2 separate regions of the Homo sapiens genome follow, and region 2 is linked to region 1. Evidence: chromatin contacts called from ENCODE Hi-C or POLR2A ChIA-PET data. All regions are on one chromosome and are shown on one strand. Each heading gives the region's core, a stretch centred on a gene start or an enhancer-like site at or near the end of the contact. The rest is flanking DNA. Distances are from core to core; before and after follow the strand shown. Region 1 holds the start of MISP (mitotic spindle positioning). Region 2 overlaps PTBP1 (polypyrimidine tract binding protein 1).

What was found. A loop is a pair of places that touch in the nucleus more often than their neighbours do. ChIA-PET counts read pairs that join two places held with the same protein, here RNA polymerase II (POLR2A). Pooled maps may share reads with other maps.
Region 2: POLR2A ChIA-PET joins it to region 1 with 10 read pairs in H1. The contact joins the enhancer-like site here to the promoter of MISP in region 1. A Hi-C loop is called at or near these places in 3 of 50 pooled maps. POLR2A ChIA-PET finds 5 or more read pairs at or near these places in 16 of 52 experiments (A549, AG04449, AG04450 and 12 more).

The regions. Positions count from the first base shown.
Region 1 is chr19:748,337-753,265 of GRCh38, forward strand. MISP (mitotic spindle positioning) reads left to right here and starts at 2,776. Exons shown (of 5, transcript NM_173481.4): 1 at 2,776-2,835.
Region 2 is chr19:799,595-803,362 of GRCh38, forward strand. All of the region lies in intron 2 of PTBP1 (polypyrimidine tract binding protein 1), which reads left to right. Among named protein-coding and RNA genes, the nearest start is that of MIR4745, 3.5 kb to the right of the region's middle. RefSeq lists an enhancer at 3,641-3,768. Within about 2 kb of position 2,382, at least 21 of the 41 ENCODE cell types and tissues checked have a DNase peak (open chromatin) inside an H3K27ac peak, as active enhancers do.

The DNA.
Region 1 (4,929 bases), core at 1,526-4,025:
GAGTTCTTGCCTTTCAACCTGGCGAGGAAGGCGTGGCCAGGCCAGGGGGTGGGGCCTGCCGGCCTTTGAGCCATTAAAGGGAGGCTGAGCAGGGTTGCGGTGTGCTGGCTTCACCTGCCTGCACCCGCTCACCCTGAGCGCCTTGGGGTGGTGGGAGGCGCTGGAATCCCCACTGTGCAGGTAAGGCCTGGCTGTAAGGGGCTGCTGTGGGGGGGCAGGACTGGCTTCCCGGGGGGCCCTCGGGTTCTGCGGCCGCCCCGTCCTGTCCTTTGTTCCTCCCTTTGCTGGGCTCACAGCCCCTGGGTGATGACAGAGGGTCCCCTGGACACCCACAAGCTCTGTAGAGAAGCCGGCCCCTGGGAAATACACAGGAGGCCTGGGGAGGAGGTGTCTGTAGAGACCAGTGTCATGCTCACGGGAAGGTGCTGCCCCGCCAGCCCCACTCTCTCACGCTGTAGTCTTGGAGAAGTCGCTGCCTCCTCTGGGCCTCAGTTTTCCCATCTGTAAAATAAGCCTTCGTGGCCGGGCACGGTGTTTCACACCTGCAATCCTAGTACTTTGGGAGGCCGAGGTGGGCGGATCACAAGGTCAAGAGATCGATACCATCCTGGCCAACATACTGAAACCCTGTCTCTACTAAAAATACAAAAACTTAGCCGGGCGTGGTGGCTCACGCCTGTAATCCTAGCTATTCAGGAGGCTGAGGCAGGAGAATCGCTTGAACCTGGGAGGCGGAGGCTGCAGTGAGCTGAGATCGTGCCACTGCACTCCAACCTGGGCGACAGAGCGAGACTCTGTCTCAAATAAAATAAAATAGGCCTTCGGAGCCCTGAGTGGGAGGCCAGCCTCAGCCTGGGCGTGGGACGTCTCCACAGTGCCCCCAGCTCATGGGCGATCCAGCCTCCACCCTGCTGGGGCCTCAGTTTTCCCCGATGAGGTGGTGAGTGTGGTGGAGAGCACTGCTGAGGGAACTCAGGTTCCAATTCCAGCCTAAACCCCCGCCATTCCTGAGGCGCGATTTTAAGCTTTCCGTACCTCCGTTTCCCTATCTACAAGCCAGGGAGAAAAGGACGTGAAGGGGGTGGCGGGAGGCGGCGGTGGGAGGCGCCGTGAGGCCGCGCACCCTGAGCTTTCACACACCCAGCAGCGTTAGGTGCCACGCTGTCCTTTGGGGGCCCTTTATCCAGATTTGTCCTTAAACACCCCCATCTTGGCCAGGCGCCGTGGCTCGCGCCTGTAATCCCAGCACTTTGGGAGGCTGAGGCGGGGGCATCACCTGAGGTCAGGAGTTCGAGACCAGCCTGGCTAACGTGGCAAAACCCTGTCTCTACTAAAAATACAAAAATAGCTGGGCGTGGTGGCTCATGCCAGTAATCCCAGCTACTAGGGAAGCTGAGGCAGGAGAATTGCTTGAACAGGGGAGGTTGCCGTGAGCCGAGATCGTGCCACTGCACTCCAGCCTGGGTGACAAGAGCGAGACTCCGTCTCAAAAAAAAAACACAAAAAAAGCACCCCCCTCCTGAGCAGCCCTGCTGGATTCGTAGCTGGGGGCCTTTTTACTCGAAGAAGAGACTGAGGTTCAGAGGGGCTCCACAAGCAGCCCCTCTGGCGTAGGTCAGGACAGAGCCCCAGCCTGGGGAACTGAAGTCCCTGCCCCCTCAGCTGTGTTCCCTGCCCTCATAGACGGCGCTAGGCCCAGTGGCCCGACTTCCCCACAGATGCTGGGCTCCCCACAGTCCCAGCAAGGCCTCTGCACCTTGACTAAGAATCCAGGAGGACCATGGGCGCCTGAGGGCCTCTGCGTCCCCATCTCTCGGGGTGGCCTGGGTCTTTTGACGGCCTCGTGCGGTTCTTTTTTTTTTTTTTTTTTTTTTTTTTTTGAGTTGGAGTTTTGCTCTTGTCGCCCAGGCTGGAGTGCAGTGGTGTGATCTCGGCTCACTGCAACCTCCAACTCCTGGGTTCAAGTGATTCTTCTGCCTCAGCCTCCCAAGTAGCTGGGATTATAATAGCGTGCCACCATACCCCGCTAAATTTTGTATTTTTAGTAGAGACGGGGTTTCGCCATGTTGGCCAGGCTGGTCTCGAACTCCTGGCCTCAAGTGATCCGCCCGCCTCGGCCTCCCAAAGTGCTGGGATTACAGGTGTGAGCCACCAAGTCCGGCCCCCTCGTATGGGTTTTTATGTGGATGGGGCCTAGGGAATTCCTCCCAGCAGCCCTGAGGGAGCCCGGGCGTGATGTTCCCCCACGTCCCGGAGGAGAAAACAGGGCTAAGAGAGGTCAGGTGGGATCAGAACCCAGGCCACACCAAACCCCCCCGAGTCTGCCAAACCTGGTTTATGCAAGAAGGGGGCCATCTAGGGGAGTTGCCCCAAGGGGTGGGCTGGGCCAGAAGGCACGGACGGGATTGGGACTCAGCCCCTCCGGCCCCCCAGGAGACACAGGCCACTGTGCACGCTGAGCTGCTGTGTGGCCCTGGACACCTGCTGACCCTCTCTGAGCGGTGCTGAGAGGCGGTGGGAGGGCCAGGCAGCCAAGGGAGGTTTCGGCTGAGTTCTGGCTCCTCGGGGCCACCTGGAGGCCCTGGGGGTGGAGGGGCAGCCGGCAGCGGGCACGGTGCCCGCCCTTGCCCAGCCTGGTATCCTCTTTCTCCCTCCTCCTCCTCTGGACTTTGTTTCCTGATCCCAGGTGGGGCTGGGGGGAGGGGGCACACCTGCCTCCCCTGGGTGGGGCCTCTGTTCCCTGGCAACCTGGCGGGCAGGGCGGAGCTGGGAGGCCTCTGTGCCCATCGAGGAGTCAGAGTGGAGGCTGCAGACTGTGGAGCCGGGAGCCGGCAGGTGAGGCTGGGGGCGCCCCGGGCCGGGCCGGGCGGGGATCCTGTGTGGGGCGGTTGGATCCACATTTGGCGTGGGAGCGTCATGTGTCTGTGGGCGGGGTCTGCTTGCCTGGCGGCACTTGGGATCCAGGGAGGCCCCCTGCCCCACCCCGTCACCCTCGGAGCCTCCCTGAGGCACCTTTCCCTCTGCCCCCGCTAGGTACTCTGGGGCCTCAAGGGCACCCACTGGGAGAGCAGAGAGGCCCTTGTCCCTGAACTCTGCTGGGGCTTTTGAACCCCAAATCCCAGAGCCCTCCAAGGGAGGGGCCGGGTTGGCACCCCCATGGTCAGAGGCCAGAGGGGCCCCTCCATGGTTCTGGGAATTCCAGAGGCTTCTGGAGAGATGCTTATCCGTCCCACCAGGCCCCTGACTGGGAGGCTCTGGGCAGTAAACACCCCCGTGGGGCTGGGGGCTGGTTTGGGGACACGGAGGAGGGGTGGCTGAGTACAGGCGGAAGGAGTCTCAGGCCGGGGCTGGGGACTTGGCCTGGGTCCTCGGGTGGGGGTGAGGTGGTAGCCTGGGATCCCGGGCAGCCAGCAGGGACTCGGCCCAGCGTCTGCCGGTGGAGCTCCGCCCAGGAGCCCAAGGAGCTGAGATGACTCAAGGGTGACTGCAACCCTGAGGGATGGGAAAAAGGAACGGGGCCCTCCCTTCTGCATGGCCTCCTTGTCTGAGTCTCGGCCCCACAAGGGAACCTTTGCCCCTCACATAGAGCCAACTGGCTGATGAGGAAGGAGGTGTGGCACCAGGGTCCATAAACCCAGTTTCATTCTGGTATCAACAGAGTTCAGGGTGAGGCTGGGAGGAGCAACCCAGGGGGCTTCCTGTAGGAGGGGGTGATTTGGAGCAAAGTCTGAAAACTGGCTTCAGACACTTGCTCTGTCATCGCTGTGTGACCTCAGATGAGCAGGTTCTCCTCTCTGGGTCCCAGCTCCCTCTCTCGAAAACCGGAGTCGAAAACGGTTCCAAGGTGTTGCAGGAAGAGTCTCAGGACGCCGAGGTCCTTAGCCACCGCCGGGCCTTGCAGGGGCCATCTTCCGTCCTGGGGCTCTTCCCCCGAGGGCAGCGCCGCTGCCCAAGAATGCCGGCCATGAGAGCCGCCGTGGATCCAGGGGTTTTTTTGGCCGACACAGTGAAACCCCATCTCTACTAAAAATACAAAACTTAGCCGGGCGTGGTGGCGGGCGCCTGTAGTCCCAGCTACTTGGGAGGCTGAGGCAGGAGAATGGTGTGAATCCGGGAGGCAGAGGTTGCAGTGAATGGAGATCGCGCCACTGCACTCCAGCCTGGGCGACAGAGGGAGACTCTATCTCAAAAAAAAAAGCGGGGGGCGGGGGTGGGCACTGAGGCACAGGCAGCAGGGGAGGGGGCCCAGTGGCCTTGAACCCAAGAGCTGGACCCCAGGCCCCACCCGCTGGCTTCAGTGAATCACTGGGGAGGAATGAGCAGAGGAGGATGCGTGCCTTCATCCCCACCCAACCCCGACCCCACTGGGAGACCCGGCACCTGCTCGAGGCTGGGCGGACAGCTCCCTTTCTCCCGGAGTTGACGTCTGATGTGGGTTATAAATCCCGCTGTGTAAACGTCTGTCCACTCACTGGGCAAACATTCCTACACCCGCCCTCCCCGGGGAGCTCCAGGGTGCAGGGCGTGGACCTGCCCAGCCCTTCAGGGCCAGAAGGCACGGTGGAGCCGGTCTGCATTCCGCAATGAGCCCGACCCCCACGTCTGAGCAGCTGGGATGAGTGGTGTTTGCCCAGCCAGTATTTATTAGGCGCCTGCTGTATACCAGACTCTGGGCTGCAGGAAGGGTGCTGACCTGTGGCCACAGCAGGCGAGAGCGAGGCCTGGGCTGACGGTTTCGGGTGGGAGAAGGCAAGGCCTTCCGTGAGCTGGGCAGGCGGCGTCCACGGAGGAGGAGGCCTCGGGTCAGGGGAGCCATCTGTGCGTCACGCTTTGGGAGGAAGCTCAGCTGTTTGTGTGGGATTTATTCACCAATGCCGCCTGGTTTTCAATGTTTCCCCTATTTTAGTTTCTGACATTTGATACGCGCGG
Region 2 (3,768 bases), core at 1,132-3,631, 51 kb after region 1:
GGGTTTGAACCCCGGGCTCCAGTGCCCGTGAGTTTTGGGGGCTTGGGTTTGCTGGCCGCCCCTCAGGTCTGGAATCTGAGCTGCTCTTCGGTTCTTGCTGTCAGCAGCGAGGGCTCTGTGTGCCCCAGGCCTGCCTTTGGAACTTCTGCCTCTAGAGGCTGGAATCGTGCCGTTCAGTGGGAAACCTCATGTTGTGGCTGCCTGGGAGACTCTTGGTTTTGATAGGAAAAGAGCCACCTGGCTGTGGAGGGGACCTGGATAGAATCCAGCCTATTTGAGTGGCTAGGATGGGCATTTACTGGTTGATTTTGACGTTAAGTTTTTTTGTTTTTGTTTTTGTTTTTTATTTTTGAGATGGAGTCTTGCTTTGTCACCAGGCTGGAGTGCAGTGGTGTGATCTTGGCTCACTGCAACCTCCACCTCTCAGGTTCAAGCGATTCTCCTGCCTCAACCTCCTGAGTAGCCGGGATTACAGGTGCCCACCACCATGCCCAGCTAATTTTTGTATTTTTTTTTTTTTTTTTTGGTAAAGATGGGGTTTCGAACATTGTTGGCCAGGCTGGTCTGGAACACAGGTGATGCACCCCCCTTGGCCTCCCACAGTGCTGGGATTACAGTTGTGAGCCGCCAGACCCGGCTGACATTAAGTATCTTTGATGGCATCTGGTTAGAACAGCAGCAAACTGTCAAAGGTGGTGTTTGGGGCAAGAGAAAAATGAATGTGCCACGTCTCTGGGGTGTGCGAATCTTGCAGCCCCATGGAGGGTGAGGCCAGGGCTCAGCATGTGAGGAAAGGGGGTCAGAACCTGGAGAAGAAGAAGGTCCTGGGGAGGCGATTCTCGAGGGAGCTGTAGTCCTCGCTTAGCTGGGGTAGTTGGTTAATGATTCTGCTGGTCATTGTGGGTTGAGGGGGCTCCCGACTTCAGGGCTTGTGCCCCGAGAGCCTCCCGCAGGGCGAGCCCACAGTGGTGGCGTCCTGAGCCAGCAGCCAGTTGGTTTCTGGTCAGTCAGCAGTGGTGCCTGGGCCAGGTTTCGGTTTTTCCCAAGTGGACTGCTGTCTTTACGCGCTGCCTGCCCCGATCTTCCTGGAGATAAAACCTGTTTGTTCAGTGTGGGAGGAGGGAGAGGTACTTTCATCTGAAGCATTTGCAACAATCCCTAGATGTGTCTGGCTTGCAGGCAGTCGTCTCTTCCCTGCTTCTGTGGGCCTGCTTTCCAGCTGGAGTGGCCCTCAGCTTCCATCGGGTGGTCCTTGAGCCCTCCTCTGCAGTTCCTAGGGGGCTCCTGGGCTGGGACGTTGAAGCCCAGCCAGGACTTGAAGCCTGCGGGAGGGATTTTGCCACAGGGCAGGGTTAGGGCTCCTGCTGGGTGCAGGCCCTGGTAGGAGGACGGGGTAGTACCCTGACCCAGATGATACCCCCCCTCCCCCCCACCACCAGGGAGCCCTCAGCTGACCTGGGCCCACACCTGGCTACGCTGTCCTTTAGCCCAGGACAGAGCAAGCTCTTGTTCAGTGTGGGGTTAAAGACACCTAGGAACTGTGCTGTAGGGCCCCAGCTGCAGACTGGAAGTCCTGGGGCGTTTCCTGTCAATCTGTGTGCTTCAGGACAGGTGCCCTGAAGGGACCCTCCTGGGGTACCTGGCAGCTGCTGTGAAGGCAGTGGAGGCGCTAGGCCCAGCTCGTGTCTCCTGGTTGCTGCCCTGTGGAGCCTCGGAGCCTCCAGGTGTCCCTTCCGTTCTGCTGGGGCGCCGTTGAGCTGAGCCAAGCCGGCCTGTGCCGCCTGGGCAGGCATGGAGTTTGCTGCCGCAGACAGTTGTGGGCAATGCCAGGCCACTTGCCCATGGGAATGAGATTAGGGCTTCAGGCAGGCGGCCAAGAGGACCGCTCAGAGGAAGCGGCCCCGCCCACCACTCCAGTCAAAGACAGGGTCCAAGATGCCCTTTTTAAGGTTTGTGCAGCCAGCACATGGGAGCCGCATGGGCGCTTGGCCACTCTCCAGCTTGGGGGAGGACCAGCCCTGGTGTCCTGGACGGGGTCGGCTCCTGGGCTCCCCCAGCCTCTGAGCTGGAGGGGAGAGCAGACAGGAAGCGACTTCCTGTGGGAGGCGAAGGTTGGAGGCCCTGCGTCTCAGGTGCACCCATCCTCCCTTCCTCCCGTCCTCCCTTCCTCCGGTCCTGGCACTGCTGTGTTTTCTGATCGCGTGGTTTCCACCTGAGGCGGCTGGCTCTGACCCCTTTCCCCTGGGCCTGCGCAGCCCCGCCTTGTGCTCATAGGGGGCCCCAGACTCTGAAAGCGAGAGGACTCGAGGGTCTGTTTTCAGTATTTGGCTTCATCTGTGTCCGGCCGGAACCTCAGGGCCGCCGTGACACTGGACACTGTTCATTCTCTGACCCTAAAGTCTTGGGGACTGAACAGGTGCCATTTGGGTGGGCGCCGGGCCTGTGGACCCTGAGTGATTCCTGGTTCCGGCCCTTGTGGCTGCTCGATTGCTTGTTTGGTGACGCCCTGAGTGCTTGTGGGATTGGTGGGAGACTCAGGGCTGCAGTTAGAGGTCTCATTGGCAAGGGCCAGTCCCTGTTCCCCATCCTCCTTGAGCAGGTGCCGGAGTCTCCCGAGGCTCTTGCCGTCCGCGTCGGGAGGAGGCAGCTGTGGGGCTTTGGAGGCTCGGGCAGTCTTCCTTCCAGGAAGCTCTTGAGCCAGGGCCAGGGCAGGAGTGGAGCTGAACGTGGGTGGAGGGGAGGCGGCCTTAAGAGAAGACCAAGCGCAGGCTCGGGGAGGCCAGCGTTGGTGGGGGCTCTTTGGCCAGGTGTGGGGGCAGCTCCTTGACCAGGCATGGGGGTGTGTGGAGCTGGGGGTTGTCTGAGGGGGGACAGGGTGTGATATCCACTGGTTCTTTCTGATGCGATGGCCCTGGGCCCTTCAGCAGGTGGGGGCAGGCTCTTGGCCTCAATCCTGATACGGGAGATGGAGGCTCCTTTGTTCCCTGGGATGGCCCTGTCCTGGGGGGCCTGGGCGTTGCTGCCCTCAGCGCCTGCAGAGGCTCGCTTTGCAGACCAAGCGCCTGTGCTCCAAGGTCCTCAGACCCGAGCTTTGTTTTCTGTGTAACTAAGGGCCGTAACCAACGTCTCCTCCAATTTCACTCTTTGAATAAACGTGTGTCTTCAATCCTTGCAGCGGGGGGGATGTCTGCCGTCCTGAGCCTAGGATCAGTCTAGTGCAATTCTTAGAAGTTGATCCAATTACATAGAAATAACCAGTGAATAGATTGTTTCTGGAGAGAAAATGGACAGGTCAGAAGTGATGGAGCCGCTGTGGAGCTCCCCCGGCCCTAGTCACGGCCGCGATACCAGCGGATCACTGGGCGGGAGGCCGTGTCTCTAGTCCTCAGTCTCGCGTGTGCAGAGACGGAGGTCGGGTTTCTTTTCCGGGCTGGAAAACAGGAGAGGAGGGGCTCCTGCGAGAGTGAGGGAGGCAGCGCTATAATTTGGTTCTCTTGCGAGGCCACCAGAAGTGAGGACGGCTGCCTGGGCCCTGCCGTGTGCTGCTGGGGGGGCTGGCTCCATGGAGGGGGTCCTCTGCCCTGCTGGCTGGTGGCTGAGGCCCCAGGCCTGTGCCCAGGGCCGCTGGCAGCACAGTGAGGCCACGTCCACAGCAGAGTTGGCCGTGGAGATAGTGTACGTGGTGCCCTCCGTAGCTGAGAGCCTCCCAGCCCCACACTGGCTGAGTACCCAGGGCTTCCAGAATTTGGAAAAAGGAGCAGTGTTTTG